Regions from separate parts of the Homo sapiens genome. Here region 1 is linked to region 2. Evidence: read pairs that join two places in POLR2A ChIA-PET (ENCODE). Cell type or tissue: GM12878. All regions are shown on one strand. Region 1 overlaps AUTS2 (activator of transcription and developmental regulator AUTS2). Region 2 overlaps AUTS2 (activator of transcription and developmental regulator AUTS2).

What was found. Peaks named below come from ENCODE experiments on the same cell type or tissue, not always from the same donor. Only the 100,000 strongest peaks of a DNase experiment are listed, where the experiment ranks them.
Region 1: POLR2A ChIA-PET joins it to region 2 with 16 read pairs; 2 of 35 experiments call an interaction of 5 or more read pairs at or near these places.

The regions. Positions count from the first base shown.
Region 1 is chr7:69,874,338-69,882,337 of GRCh38, reverse strand. The region is part of intron 1 of AUTS2 (activator of transcription and developmental regulator AUTS2); the gene reads right to left. Among named protein-coding and RNA genes, the nearest start is that of AUTS2, 280 kb to the right of the region's middle. In GM12878, no CTCF peak of the experiment used is centred here; no DNase peak of the experiment used is centred here; H3K27ac peaks cover 2,055 bases.
Region 2 is chr7:69,803,408-69,811,407 of GRCh38, reverse strand. The region is part of intron 1 of AUTS2 (activator of transcription and developmental regulator AUTS2); the gene reads right to left. Among named protein-coding and RNA genes, the nearest start is that of AUTS2, 210 kb to the right of the region's middle. RefSeq lists an enhancer at 7,226-7,275. In GM12878, no CTCF peak of the experiment used is centred here; DNase peaks (open chromatin) are centred at 3,589, 6,676 and 7,067; H3K4me3 peaks cover 965 bases; H3K27ac peaks cover 3,147 bases.

The DNA.
Region 1 (8,000 bases), 71 kb before region 2:
TAAAAAAATTATTTACTTATTTATTACATTGAGATGGGGTCTCATTATGTTGCCCAGGCTGGTCTCAAACTCCTGAGCAAGCAATCAATTCTTTCACCTCAGCCTCCCAAAGTGCTGGGATTACAGGCATGAGCCAGCACGCCCAGCCTATCACTTGGTCTTTTTTTTTTTTTTTTTTTTTTTTTTTGAGACAGAGTTTCGCTCTTGTTGCCCAGGCTGGAGTGCAGTGGCCTGATTTCAGCTCACTACAACTTCCGTCTCCCAGTTTCAAGCGATTCTCCTGCCTCAGCCTCCTGAGTAGCTGGGGTTACAGGCGTGCACCACCACTCCCAGCTAATTTTGTATTTTTAGTAGAGATGAGGTTTCACCATGTTGGCAGGCTGGTCTCAAATTCCTGACCTCATGTGATCCACCCACCTCGGCCTCCCAAAGTGTTGGGATTACAGGTGTGAGCCACCACGCCTGGTCCACTTGGTCTATTTAACCTGAGAAATAATGCGAAGAAAGTACAATTTGCTCCTTGAAATACTAGCACCATATAAAGTTCCAGCATTTCTTCCTAAATCTGCCTTCTGTAATTTATGAGACATGCAAATAAGAGAAAGTTCTGAGACAGGGCTGTGGGGGGAGGCATTTCCTATCACCATATGGAAAGATGGAAACTTTAGGAAAGTTTGGCATGGGAAGAGAGCAATACTTTGTACTCCTGATAGATCCAAAATTAAAAGGACCATCATGTTAACTGCTACCAGAGAGAGGCAAAAAGAAGTCCTGAAAAAGCATTTACCACTGATTCTATCATTAATCTCTTTTCAACTGCTTTAACTTGCTGGCTTTCCAAATGAGACATCTGTCCATTTCCAAAAAGAAAATAAATGCATACAAAAATAGTTACTAGGTGCAGCTCAACATGAAAATATTACCTACAAGGCCTCCTGCCAGAGCCTAACCATTAAAAAAAAAAAATGGGTTTATTGGATTCTTTTAGGGAACACCTCAATGTAACATCAAAAATCTTCCCACACAAGGCTTAATGGAACAGGGAAAGACGGGGAAAAAGGAGAGGAAAAAAACTCTCCTTCCCAGCTGAGTACTGACACATACAGTAAGGTTTGGGAGGCAACTTTATGTGCTCTTACTAGTAGATTAATGAATGTAATTACCTAGCATTGTGGCTGTGAATGCTGCAAAAACTATAATTTATAGAGTGCTGTAAAGTTCTAATGTGTTTTTATGTCCATAAGCTGCTTAACCATAATCTAATGCATTTGTACAAGAACAGCCTAAGTGGCTCTCAGCTCAACAGTGAACACAAGTGTCTGAACCTTGGCGATTCTACTCATACGTCTTTATAATCCAACCTCGTGTGGTAGGCATCTGAGGGAAACAGCTGCTGAATTATACAAATAATTCTAGAGACAGTGACAAGGCTCTCTGCCTCTCTCACCATGAGAGGAGCTTCTGGCTGACAAAGGGCTGCAGGCTTTAATTAAATGCTGGAGTGGTTCTGTACATGTTTGGTGGTTACTTTTTCTTTTACCACCATTGTCACCACCCTCTCCTCTACTTCATCTACCCTCATCCAGGGTTCTCAGAGGTGGGAGAGAAAGAGGAAGGAAGTGATAAGAGCACAAGGAGAAAACAAATTATCTATCTGAAAATATCTTACCTGATTTCCCGCTTCGAAAAGGCTCAAAATGTCTAAATTTTCCTCTTTTTCTGCCATTATATTTGCAAGGAAAGGCAAGTACAGCTAAACAATTCTGACACCTGAGGCAAATTATCCTTTGAGATTGCCTTAGTCAGGGGTTTGAAGCATCTCACATGATCCTCTGGATAGATAATTATGATGATGAGGAGGAGGATGGTGGTGTTCACTGTGGTAGTGAATGCTAATGAAGAGCTTATCACCTGCCAAAATCACATGCCCACCACAATTCTGTATGCAGGTACTATTAACAATCCATTTTCCCAGCTGGGTGATATGGTTTGGCTTTGTGTCCCCATCAAAATCTCATGTTGAATTGTAATCCCCAGTATTGGAAGTAAGGCCTGGTGAGAGGTGACTGGATGATGGGGACGGATTTCCCCCTTGCTGTTCTCATGATACTGAGTGAGCTCTCACGAGATCTAGTTGTTTAAAAGTGTGTGGCACCCCCACCCCCACTTTCTTCCTCCTGCCCAGGCCACGTAAGATGTGCCTGCTTCCCCTTCACCTTCCACCATGAATGAAGATTTCCTGAAGCCTCCCCAACCATGCTTCTTGTACAGCCTGCAGAACCATGAGACAATTAAACCTCTTTTCTTTATAAGTTACCCAGTCTCAGTTAGTTCTTTGTAGCAGTGCAAGAATGGACTAATACACTGGGCAACATAGGGAAATCCCATCTCTCTAAAAAATTAAAAGGTACTCAGGATGCTGACATGGTAGAATTGTCTAAGCCTGGGAAGTCAAGGCTGCAGCAACCTATGATCACACCACTGCACTCCAGCCTGAGTGACAGGGTAAGACCTTGTCTCAAAAAAAATAAAAATCAATTTTTCACAGGAAAGGACTGAGGGCCGTGATTCACAGTGGCAAGGCAGGTGTTTGAATCAGCTTTTTACACCAGAGCCTATGCTACACTCACTAGGTAAGTTATTTAACATTTTCCTCATCTGTAACATAGGGATGATAATAGTATTTACCTCATAGGATTTTTGTGAGAATTTAATAAGTTAATATATATAATGTGCTTAGAAGAGTGTCAAGATCTAGGAAATGCTCAGTCCACTTTGGTCATCATTACATTTAGTACTCTAGGAACAAGCAAAATATATTACTGGCGAGGAAATAAGCAGCCACAGAAACTGCCTACATTTTCTGGAGGCAAATGTTCAAAATCTCAGGCTGGGCACAGTGGCTCGCGCCTGCAATCCCACCACTTTGGGAGGCTGAGGTGAGTGGATGACTTGAGCCCAGGAGGTCAGGATCAGCCTGGGCAACATGGCAAAATCCCGTCTCTACAAAAAAAAAAGAAAAAAAAAATAGCCGGGCATGGTGGCACATGCCTGTAGTCCCAGCTACTTGGGATGATGAAGTGGGAGGATGACTTGAGCCCAGGATGGAGGGAAGCTGCAGTGAGCTGAGATCGTGCCACCGCACTCCAGCCTGGGCGACAGAGCAAGACCCTGTCTCAAACACACACACACACACACACACACACACACACACACAGAAAGTCTCAAATATCTATAACTGAGGGTTCCAGAGATTTATCCTGGAACACAATAATACCAAATAACTGATAAAGCAGCAGCATCAGAGTAAAAGGACAAGCCCCAGTCTGCATCTCAAAGCACAACGGTGAGTGAACAGCTCTCCCACCCTAAGGTGGTATCCCAAAGGGCCCTCAGCTGTAAGAACACAGAAAGAGCCTCAGCAATAGCAATCCCTACTTTCTACTCTTTTCAATAGCAGGACACCCTATCTTAAGAGCGACTGGTTGAGTATAGAAACACAATGGCATTACATCAGTGGCTATGCAGAGATGAAAGCCAGCTCTAAGACACACACTCAGGGTAAATTAGTATCGTGGCTAATACATAATTGATGCTCTTCCTAGTTAAAAATGTACTGCTCTCCAGCATTCACAGGATGAGAGATGTGATTTGGATTCAATTAAAAGCTCTATCCTGTCCAAGGAAAGAAATTCTGCCTCTCCGAGTCATGTGGCTTCTTCTTTACTTCTTATGCCAGATTGACCTCTGGAAGCCTCAAGAACCATCCGTTTTCACTGGGGCTGCTTAGGCAGTACCTGGACATCTCTCTCCTGCAGGAGAGTGAAAGGGAGACACCACTTTCAAGAGAGACAATGAAACAAGGAGGCGTTTTCCACCTCCTCAAAGATTAGCTTTGACCCTGGATGTGAGCACTGGTTCTTGTCATTTAGTCTAAAAGAAAAGGTGTGGGGGTAAATAAACGATTTCCTGAACAAAAATGTTGCAGTCATAAAACAGCTGCAGTAAAATTGGACATAATAAGGTTTTGGGATGTGGCCAGTCCTTCCCCTCCCCGCTCCCTCCACCTTAGGGTTCTCCTACTACAAACCATTGTTTGTCCAGCAGACTTCAAGACTCACTTCCTCCTTAGCAGTTCTGGTCATGCAGGAAATGTCCACATATTCACTACCTCCTCACCCTACCTGCCACCACCATCCTCTTTGCCTTTCTATTCTGCTGTGGGATTAGGATTAGGATACCAACCTGTCTCCCTCACATTCTCTCTTTACACACATGCCCCCCACCGTCTACCCCAGCCCACTATGCTATGCAGGCATCTATGGCATGGCCACTTCTACCTTGTGGCTCCTCCTAGGAAGATCCATGGCTCCCTGCTGCTTACACCAAAAGATGGTACCAACTATATCTTCTCCACGGCCTGCCATGACTCTGGTGATGTCCTGCACACAACTCATTCTTCACTACGTGCCTCAGGGATGATTTCTCTCTCCCAAGCACCCCTCTAGCACTTTCTGTCTACACCAGTGGTCTGTAGGATGTTCCACTGAGGGGTAAGACTGCATTATAATGTCTATTTAAATGTGTTTTTCTCCTAAGCGAATTACCACAGTAACAGGAAAACCAAATACTGCATGTTCTCACCCGTAAGTGGGAACTAAACACTAGGTACTCATAGAAATAAAGACGGCAACAAAAGACACTGGGGACTATCAGAAGTGGGAGGGAGGAGGCAAGAGTTGAAAAACTGCCAGGTACTATGCTTAGTACCTGGGTGACGGGGTCATTCATACCCCAAGCCTCAGCATCACCCAGTATACTCAGGTAACACCCCTGCATGTGTATCCCTTGAATCTAAAATAAAAGTTTAAGTAAATAAATAAATATGCATCTCATTCTTTATTACTTTCTAATTCGGTATGTTTCTGATCTATATATTAGTACAGTAGTATAAATATAAAACTTTAAAATGAGGTGCTTACTCTAAGTGATTTGTCCAACTGGGGTTCACAATCAAAAAAGTTTGAAGACTTTTGGTTTAGACTAGGCACAGGGAAGCAAGCTTCCTGGTGGCAGAAGGCTTTTCACACACTTCTTTACTCAAAGCTCTTAACACTCAAAATGGTCACTAACTGATTCATTGACAGAGTAACTAGACATTATAAATCAAGGCCTATATACCCAAGGAGGTAGAAAAGGATGCTCTCTGAAACCAAATCCCAGTATTTGGCAAATAAGTAAATCATTAAGCTGCAAAAAATAAACCATATTTAGAACAAGTGTCAGCGGATCATTTTGGGAAACTAACAACATAATGAAGACTTCAGAAGGGCCATGGACCTCTAGGTAACAAGTCCCAAGCTAATCAGTGGGCAACCAACAAACACATCATCTATTATGTGATCTGGCCCATAGACTTCACTCAACAAAACATCAGAGATTTGCCTATCTGAATAGGATACTGTATTTAAACAGAAAAGCAAGGGAAGATGTGATAATACCTGCTCACCAACACATGTTTTTCTCATTAGGGAAGTTCAAAGTTGCCACAGTCCTGTTAATACTACTAGGTCAATGTACTGGAAAAGGGTCTAAATCCTTATGTCAATTCCTGTAGTAAAAGTTGCATCCAATTCCAGATCAATCAGGTGGCTTATGCAGTTATCATTATCCCTACTCCTAGGATACAAACCCTCTGAGGAAAAGACTGTCTCACACCTATCAAATATCCCACAGCACCAAGTCTGGTCCTTGGTAGCTCTCAAAAGAAATTTGTTATATGAACACTGAAAATATATATATATATATATATATATATATATATATATATATATATATATATATATATATATACACAAAATATTTTATGTATATATATAATGTATTTTATATATATCTCAAAATATATATAAATATAAAATACATTATGTATATATAATACATATTATATATACATATATATATATATATATATATATATATATATATTTTTTTTTTTTTTTTTTTTTTTTTGAGACAGAGTCTCGCTCCATCACCCAGGCTGGAGTGCAGCGGCACAGTCTCAGCTCACTGCAACCTCTGCCTCCCGAGGTACAGGCGCACGCCACCACACCCAGCTAATTTTTTTGTATTTTTAGTAGAGACGGGGTTTCACCGTGTTCGTTAGGATGGTCTCGATCTCCTGACCGCGTGAACTGCCCACCTCGGCCTCCCAAAGTGCTGGGATTACAGATATGAGCCACCACACCTGGCCACACTGCATATTTTTTAAAGTTAAAATTCAATATTTTTATTACAACTGGTTTTGTTAATTTGTACTATCAAATGAATTCTAGATTTATTAAAAGGCAGAAGGTCAGTATGCACATATATCCAAAACACAAATCTGAAATCAGAAATTGCTAAGCAATAGGAACAACCATTTGTGAATAACTATTTACTAATGTACTATTAGACGCTACTATAAGAATATTAAGAATAATAACAACATTCTTTCCCTCCTCTACATGCAGTTGAGTTGACTGAGAGGGTGCATAGAGGCTCTGACCTCTTCAAAGAGTTCCATTTCCAGAGCCCTGGGGTCCCAAAGTCTGAACCTGTGATGGAAAGTAATGATGCTCTCTCCATAAGGTTCAATTGGGACACCACTTTTGTGCTTCCTAAAATGATACTAAAATAAATCTATAGTCGCCAACATTTTCTACACATGAACCATAGGCCATCTATCAAGCTACTTGTGTCACAAACAGACCTGTGAGCCATTTTCATCCCACAGGCTCTACACAAAAATGGAACCAGGATATGGGCATAAATCTTTTAAGTCCCATGAGCCTCATGTTGGTAATCTAATGAGACAATCAATTTAACAATAATAATAATAATCCTCTTAATGCCAGAAATCTTAGCACTAAATTTGCAATCTGGCTCAGATAGGAGCAAGAAACAAATAATTTCTCTTCTGAACCACAGAAGAAAAAAAGATCAAAGTTACTTTTTCTCAATTATCTTCAGAAAAGTATCAAACTAGTACCATTTAGATACACAGGAGAGAAAGTAATTCCATAAACACAATGGATACCTTAGACTGAGCATCCAGTATTTAAGAAAGGCTCACCTAGACTTTCAAATACATACTTATTTGATATACTGGCAAATGCCTAGACAGTCAAGTGCAATGGTTTAAAAGAGAGCAAAAAGCTCATCCAGGAAGAATGGGGTTGGGGGAGAAGGAATAAATATGCAAAGCGTGATCAATGGATCCACAGAGGAATTCAGTGAAAGATGAAAATGGAAAAAAAAAAAGGGTTGGGGGTAGATTATAGTCAATAGATAATCATCGAAGGTTCAGGGAGGCATCACGAGTTGACAGATGTACATCCTAGATACCCAACATCAAACAGATGCAATGCAACTGGACGTAATGGCTCACACCTGAGGTCAAGAGTTCGCGACCAGCCTGGCCGACATGGTGAAACCCCGTCTGTACTAAAAATACAAAACAAACAAACAAAAATAGCTGGGCATGGTGGTGCATGCCTATGATCCCAGGTACTTGGGAGGCTGAGGCATGAGAATCTCTTGAACCAGGGAGGCAAAGGTTGCAGTAAGCCGAGATCGCGTCACTGCACTCCAGCCTGGGTGACAGAGATAAACTCCGTCTCCACAACTTGGAAAAAAAAAATAGATGCAATGCCTGGGGCTGACACCTACAAATTCCACCTTCTTAATCTCCGCCATCTGTTGTCCACCTCACTGTGACTACACTGCTACTACCTTAATTCAGACCTCCTCATCTGGACTTCCATTAACAACATCCCAAGTGGCCTCCATGTCTCCAGCCTTTCAGCCTGTTGTAGGATTGTGACATCTCCAAAGTGCAAGTTTAAGCATGCCACTTCCTTGCTTACAATGTTCAATGGCTATCCAATAATCAATTTCAATCTCCAAATAAAGCCTTCCATGACTGGGACCCTGCTTATGGTTCTAACCTCTTTCTTATC
Region 2 (8,000 bases):
TGTCCAAGTAGGAAAAGACAAGACTGTCCTGTATCCATCACATGCCAGACCTTTGCTAGGTACCCACACATTCATCTTAAACCTCATAGTGATGCAATATGGTGACCACAGAGAGCCCTAGATCACAGAGAAGAAAACCTTTTGAGTGTTAGGTCAAGTTTTAATCTGTGCTAGATTTCAAACTATGCTTCCTGATTCCATGTGTCCACCAGCAGTACTCTTCCCATAAGGCCCTTCAGATTCCTCTTTTATGAAGGTAACCCAGTCAACGGCAGGTAGAGTGGTGCAGAGTAAAAACACTCTGGCCAGAGAACCCCCAGGAAAGGTGAGAACTTCTCAAATGAGAGACACACAAGGAATGAGGGCAAAGATTAGAGACACTGGCAGCATTCATGATCTTCTTTATCCTCCTGGCAACCTCCATTTCTAGGGGGCTGTGTGCTTCAGCATCTGTTATGTGTAAACAAAAATGTTGCTTTCAAAAAAATGTTGAATATGCTGTAAATGTAGAATTAGGGGTATAATATTGTCATTTTATTTCACGTTATGTTTTCTAGTCTTTAAAAAGCTCTCAAAAACAGTATCTGATGAACCAATTTTACATATGAACTAATAAAGGCGCAAAGCAGTGACTTACTCAACGTCAGAATGTCAGTTTCTTCCGAATCCTAGTCTACCATTTTTCCCTGCCCCAAAACGAATGACATTTTTAGTCATATTCAAACGGAAGGAAGATCACATGGAAACACACAATGGTTTTTACATCTATGCTCCTCCTATCAACTTTCTCTCTCTTTCCCTCAAAACCCTAGTTCTCTACCCACACCAATGCCATCCCCACTCCTATATCAAACTCTGAATGTCACACTGAGAAGTTCCAATGATCAAAAAAAAACTGAGGCTCCCGGAGACAAGGATCTTTTTTTTTTTTTAATTAAACAACTACTGTGTGCCAAGGGCTTTCCATACATCAATATAGCAATAGCAATATTTACTCAGTCTTAATTATGGGCTAGGCACTGTGCTAAACATTTTAAATATGATCACAGTTAATCCTTATGAGAATCCTGTGAGGCTGGTGGTTTATTTTTGTATACGAAGAATCTGAGGCTCAGAAACATCCAGTAATTTACCCAAGACTCTACAATTATTAAGTCATAGAGTTGGGTTTTGAATCAAAGCCTTATGAGCTCTGACGCCGGCACTCTTAGCCGCTGTTATGTGGCACATAAAGATGGGAAGGACAAGAGAGGTGGGCATGGTGGGAGGCACGAGGAGTGGAGAGTGCCTGGACGCTGGAACATGTGTGGAGAAGCTGTAAGAGGGAAGCAGAGTCACACGGTCAGGTTCTTAGGTCATGCTGGGAAGTGTGGGCTTTATCTGGATGCTGAACATCAACCAGAACATTTCAAGGTAAATGACCTGGTCAAATGTGTATATTTTAGGAAAAGTCACTCTGGTTTTGATGTAGAGAATTGATTTTATTGGGGCAGAGGCAAGCCTGAAGGCAGACAGAGGATCAGGAGGTTTCGTGTTATTCTAACAAATAGCTGATGAGGACAGTATATACCAGGGTGCTTCCGGGGTGTTCAATAAATATTTGTTAATTGTGGTATTGATTGGTTACAAGCAGAACAATCTGTTGTACCTATTGGGGCATGTCAGCTCCGTCACACAGTCATTCCAGTATGTGATCATGGACTCTGGGTACAATGCTCTCTTGTTCTGAGATGGCAGCCAGGATTGTGTTACTCTCTCTCTAGGGTTTTATCCCCTAAATGTGTGCTTCTGTTACTTGTGGAATTTCAGGTAAAATGTGAGCCCCCAGGTTCTGAGCATGGGTATTTGTCTTTTGATTGGGGTGGGAAGGGAATTGGGTAGGTGAGTGGTACAAACATTTGAAGAGAAGTATAGATTTCCATAACATGTTTCCTCCGTTCTTAAGCAACCAATTGCATTCCTTGTAGGCATGCATTCAGATGGCTAAGAGCTAATGTGAATGGGAAGGTAAGAAAATGATGTCTATGATCGGCCAGGCGTGGTGGCTCACGCCTGTAATCCCAGCACTTTGGGAGGCCAAGGCGGGCAGATCACGAGGTCAGGAGATGGAGACCATCCTGGCTAACACAGTGAAACCCCGTCTCTACCAAAAAAAAATACAAAAAATTAGCCAGGCGTGGTGGCGGGTGCCTGCAGTCCCAGCTACTGGGGAGGCTGAGGCAGGAGAATGGTGTGAACCTGGGAGGCGGAACTTGCAGTGAGCCGAGATCGCGCCACTGTACTCCAGCCTGGGCAACGGAGCGAGACTCCATCTCAGAAAAAAAAAAAGGAAATTATGTCTATGATGGGGAATGAGGCCTGATTCCCCACCAAAAGCCTCAGGAGGTTAGCTGAGGTACACTAAGATAAGATAGGTATGATGTCACACAGAGCCAGACGTCTGTCATTTAACATCAAAAGGGTGTGATGTCCAGGTTAGAAGGGCTCCAGAAGGCAAATGATTGTTCTTTGCAAACTCCTGGTTCTGTACCCCTCATGTCTCCTAACAAAGTATGCAGCTGTAGGAGCCAATGAGCCAAAGACCATCATCAGATGGTGCCTGGTTCACCCTGGATCTTGAGACAAGAACCTCAGAATCCCTTTTGGCTTGCCCTGCCCAGACATATACTTCATTCTTTCTAATCAGGAGCTACAGCTCCTGCTTGGGCTATATGCACTGAGAGCAGCTGGTCAGATACCACAGGCTACATTAGAGTGGGGCTCATCTGCCTGAATGAGCAACAGAAAAAAAGCTAAGGGCCCATCCAGATAAAATGCAGTCTGAGCAGAGTGTACTATATTACCTAGTATATGATTTAGTGCCTAAGCGCAAACCTGAAAAAAAATTTTTTTTTTACTTCCAAGTGACCTCATCCACAAACCTCAAATATTTAGAATGCTAAACATGTGAAAAACATCTGGCCTTTTAAATAAACTAGTATAGTGCCATGATAGCATTCATTTACTTCTAGATACCCAGTTGTCCTCTATTTTAAGTGTGTATAAAAATCATTTGAGAGAATCTTAAAAATGAAAATTACTATACCCAGAGAGTTTGATTTAGTAGGTGTGGAGTCAGGCCTACTATGGTGGTTAAAATACGTCCACAATTTAATGCTCCTCCCTTCAAAAGTGCGGCCTTGGCCGGAGTGCGGTGGCTCACACCTGTAATCCCCACTTTGGGAGGCAGAGGCGGGCAGATTACCTGAGGTCAGGAGTTCAAGATGAGTCTGAACAACATGGTAAAACCCCGTCTCTACTAAAAATACAAAAATTAGCCAGGCATGGTAGTGCAAGCCTGTAGTCCCAGCTACTCAGGATCCGGAGGCTGAGGTAGGAGAACTGCTTGAACCTGGGAGATCGTGCCACTGCACTCCAGCCTGGGCAACAGAGCAAGGCTCCATTTCAAAAAAAAAAAAAAAAAAAAAGCTTGGGCCTAATTCTCCTCCCCTTGAGTGCAGGCTGCCATTAATGACCTGCTTCTGACTAACAGAATGTGGCAGAAGTGACAGTGTCTGACTTGCAAGATTAGGTCATTTTTCTCTCTCTTGAATCAGTCACGCTGGTAAAACCAGCTGTCATGTTAAGAAGTCCATGTGGTGAGAAACCAAGGCCTCCTGCCAAAAGCCATATGAATGAGCCATCTTAGAAGCAGACTCTCCAGCTCCAGTCAAACATTCAGATGACAGTGGCCCCAGATAACATTTCGGCTGCAGGTCCAGGAAACTAAACATTAAAAGAGCAAGCTGGCCACACTTGCTACACAGGTTGAAAATTTCCAGCTAAAAAAAAATTTACACTAAGAATTTAAATGCAACAAGAACAGGTCTCTAAGGAAGAGCAATGACCTCTTTTCCCGGGACCAAATCTGATGAAGAGTCTGACAAGTACCTTTACTCCTGGAATCTCAAAAGAGAAGTCAAGCAAGAACTACCCAGATAAGTCACTCAGAAATTCCTGACCCACATAAACTAAGATAGTAAAAGTTTGCTGTTTTAAGATGGTAAGTTTTGTGGTAATTTTGTACCCCATACATAACTAATACACCTAAAAAATCAGAATTTTACCCCATATGTAACTAATACACTCAACAAATCTGGATCTTGGTGACATGTAGTAAAAAATAAATACCCACAGTGACACAATCCAATGTTTCCAATTTGGCATGATATTCTTTGTTTAAAGGAGGAAAAACGACTGGAAACAAAATTAGATTGTGCTCATCTTATTCAAACTCATTAGGCTTAAGATTCATTTCATTTCCATGATACTGTTGTGCAACCACAACCCCATTTAAGTTTTAGGGAGGCAACATGAGGTCCAGGAAACTAAACATTACAAGAGCAAGCTGGCCACACTTGCTACACGTTTAAAATTTCCAGCTAAAAAAAAATTTACACTCAGATTTTAAATGCAGAAAGAACAGGTCTCTAAGGAAGAGCAACAACCTCTTTTCCCGCGACCAAATCTGATGAAGAGTCCAACAAGTACCTTTACTCCTGGAAAAAGCTCATCCATGACAATTCTTTAACTTGGAATCACAAGAAAGAAGACGACTATGGAAGAGAAACAGTAGAGTGTGATGGCTAAAGGCAAGGCTCTGGAATGAAAATGCTAGGGATTAAATCCCATTTGCTAGCTGTGTGGCCTTGGCCAGATTGCTTACTTTCTCTCTCTGCCTCAATTTCATGAACTAGCAAATGAGGGTAACAGAGTCTAGCTCATCAAAAAAATTAGCCAGGCGTGGTAGTGCACACCTGCAGTCCCAGCTACTTGGGAGGCTGAGATGTGGGTAAATTACCTAAACCTGGGAAATCGAGGCTACAGTAAGCCGTGATGGCACCGCTGCACTCCAGCCTGGACAGTGGAGTGAGCCTCTGTCTCAAAAAAGCCACCAAAAACAAATACACAAACAGAGTGTAGCTCATCAGACTCTGTAAGAAGTAGACAGTTCAACAAGTATAACGCCCTTAGAATAATGCCTCATACATCAAAGCACTCAACACAAATAAGCTATTATCATATTTCATTTCTACATTATCTCCTACTAAACCTTTACCTAGACACACTAAGTAAAAAAAATTGAGTTTTGTCTTCATATCTTCCTCTTGTCTTTCTTCTGTGGTTGTGACGCTGGTTTAAAAAAAAAAAAAAAAAAAAAAAAAAAAAAAGCCTTGGCTGGGCATGGTGGCTCCCATCTGTAATCCCACTTTGGGAGGTGGAGGTAGGAAGACCGCTTGAGACCAGCCTGGGCAACATAGCAAGACCAAGACCGTGTGTGTCTCTATCAAAAGTTACAAAATTAGCCAGGTGTGGTGTCACGTGCCTATAGTCCCAGCTACTCAGGAGGCTGAGGTGGGGGAATCGTGTGAGCCTAGGAGTTTGAGGATGTAGTTGAGCTATGAACGCGCCACTGCACTCCAGCCTGGGCAACAGAGTAAGACCCTGTCTCAAAAAACAAAAAACAAAAATTAAACTAAACAATTAAAAATAAAAAGGGACCTTGGTGTGAGATTCAGTCAGGAGAAAGAAAACTTTCTGTCACTGCTGCCTAAATACTATCATCCAATATTAACTTATTGCTCACTGGGGACATCACAATATACATCTTCATAGAGAAATAAAGGTTGGTTCTGCTTCCTACACTTGACTCAGGAAGAAAGCCTTCCTTGATACTGCATAATTTTTAGAACTCCCAGCCTCAGAAGAACTGATCTGCGTTGCTTGGTTCCTTCTGTACACAGATTTGCAAAAATATTCCATAAGAATTTGCATTTTCCCTGTCTTTTTCCTATTCTTTTTTCCTTCATATTTTCTTGTCTGCACAATTTGGTTCTTTTTTATAGTCACATTCTATTCCTGTACCATCCTACCCAGATCATTTACTTTATTCAGGATATGAAGCCTCTTTCATTCTTCATTGGAATTTTTTTCTTCTGAGCAACAAATGTAAAAAAAAGTCTGCCTCTGCGTATTATTTGTCTCCTCTTTCTGACTATCCTCCCCCATGGCAGTTTGTCTAACGTAAAAACATTTCTCACAAGGAAATTTCTGGGCAGGGGGCAGAGGTAAAGGGTGACTTCAAAAATGCCAACATTGAGCAAAGCACTTGCCACAAATGTAATGTTGGTGTATTTTAAAAGCCTTGCCATGTAACCTCACAGTATCTTTGCAGATTTATCTCCTGTTATCAAGGCTGCTACTTAAGTCAACAAGGCATTGGGCTGAGACTATAAACACTGCCACAGTGGATCATATTCACAGTCCATCCTCACATCAGCACTCTGCATCTGACAATCAACTGCACCAAATAAGAGTTTAAAGGAAGATATAACTGTCCTCTCTCATATAAAAGTTAAAATATCAACTGTTACAAGCTCAAGAGACTAAAAGGAAAGCAACGTCTGTCTGTGTAGTGATTCTTAAAGTTGGGTATAATCACAGGAGGGCTTGTTAAGACACAGATTGCTGGCTTCCTCCTCAAAGGTTTCTGATTCAGGAAGTCATGGTAGAGCCTTGGAAATCTGCATTGCAAACAAGTTCCCAGATGATGATGATATTGCTGCTTCGAAGACCACACTTTGATAACCACTATTCTGGTAAAGAAGTAAAATCCAGAGATGCTACAAATCGAGACAAGAAATGTGATAACAAAACTCAGCACGATTCTCGACAACAACTCAGGTCTGTCACCATCCATGTAACTGTGGGGTTCATGATCCTACATTTTGGCTGTCAACAGGAATAAAACTAATAGATCAGGAGAATGATAAAGCAAAGTCTGGGCTAGTAAGTATATTTAAGTCTTCATTGGAGGCACTATAGGATTAACTATCATGGCAGCTCTTTACTGACTCTTAGAAAGTAGAGACGAAGGTGACACTTCAAATCCACCCTAAACTCAGCATTTCAGAGTTGAGTCAGGAACCAAGTGAGGTAAACCTCTGACATGCTATAGGAGCCACTAATGAACTTAAATTCAACATCAAAGGTATGAGAAGTTTCACACAGTGAGGACTGAAAGCTCTGTGTGCCCACTGGGGGATACCTGCAACACTACTGTGCTTTGTGAAAATGCCATTTGAGTAAACTACAGATGTGTACGTGACCATATATGTGTGTTATGGTTTCACACCCACTCCCCCAGCAACACTCCCATCTCTTCCCTCCTGTCTTCCTCCTATCTGTCACTGCTGCTCAAATACTATCAGCCAATATTAACTTATTGCTCACCAGGGACATCACAATCTACATTTTCTTAGGGAAATAAAGGTTGATTCTGGAAATACACGTTGTTTAGTATGGTGTCAATGGAAAATGAAAAAAAATTTTCTTTGAGACAAGAGTCTCACTCTGTCACCCAGGCTAGAGTGCTGTGGTGCAAACAATGATCACTGCAGCCGCAACCACACAGGCTCAAATGATCCTCCCACCTCAGCCTCCTGAGTAGCTGGAACCACAGGTGCCTGGAACCACGCCTGGCTAATTTGTTTGTTTATTTTGTAGAGACAGTGTCTTGTCATGTTGCCCAGGCTGGTCTGAAACTCATAGAATCAAGCAATCCTCCTGCCTTGGCCTCCCAAAGTGCTGGGATTACAGGCAAAAGCCACCATGCCTGGCCTAGAAAATGAAATTTAAAGAGTTCTGAAAAATGTTAAGTCCCAAAGAGAAAAGCATGTGCCACTGTTAGAGGCCTCCCCGGGAACAGGTGGGAACAGTTGAGTTTAATTAGCTTATAGCTGGTACTGACTGTATGGGAAGGCAGGGATTTGTTTTTTGACTCCAAGTCTTCAGGTTATATTTTCTGTAACTGTTAACAACTACAAGGACTTTTTTTTTTTCCAAAGATGGTAACATTTGTATGCAAGGACTTTTATTTGGTGTTTACAGGAAACAGAGGAGAGAAACCAAGATGGTAAGGATTTCCAGCAAAGCAATCCAACATCATTATAGAGAAGCAA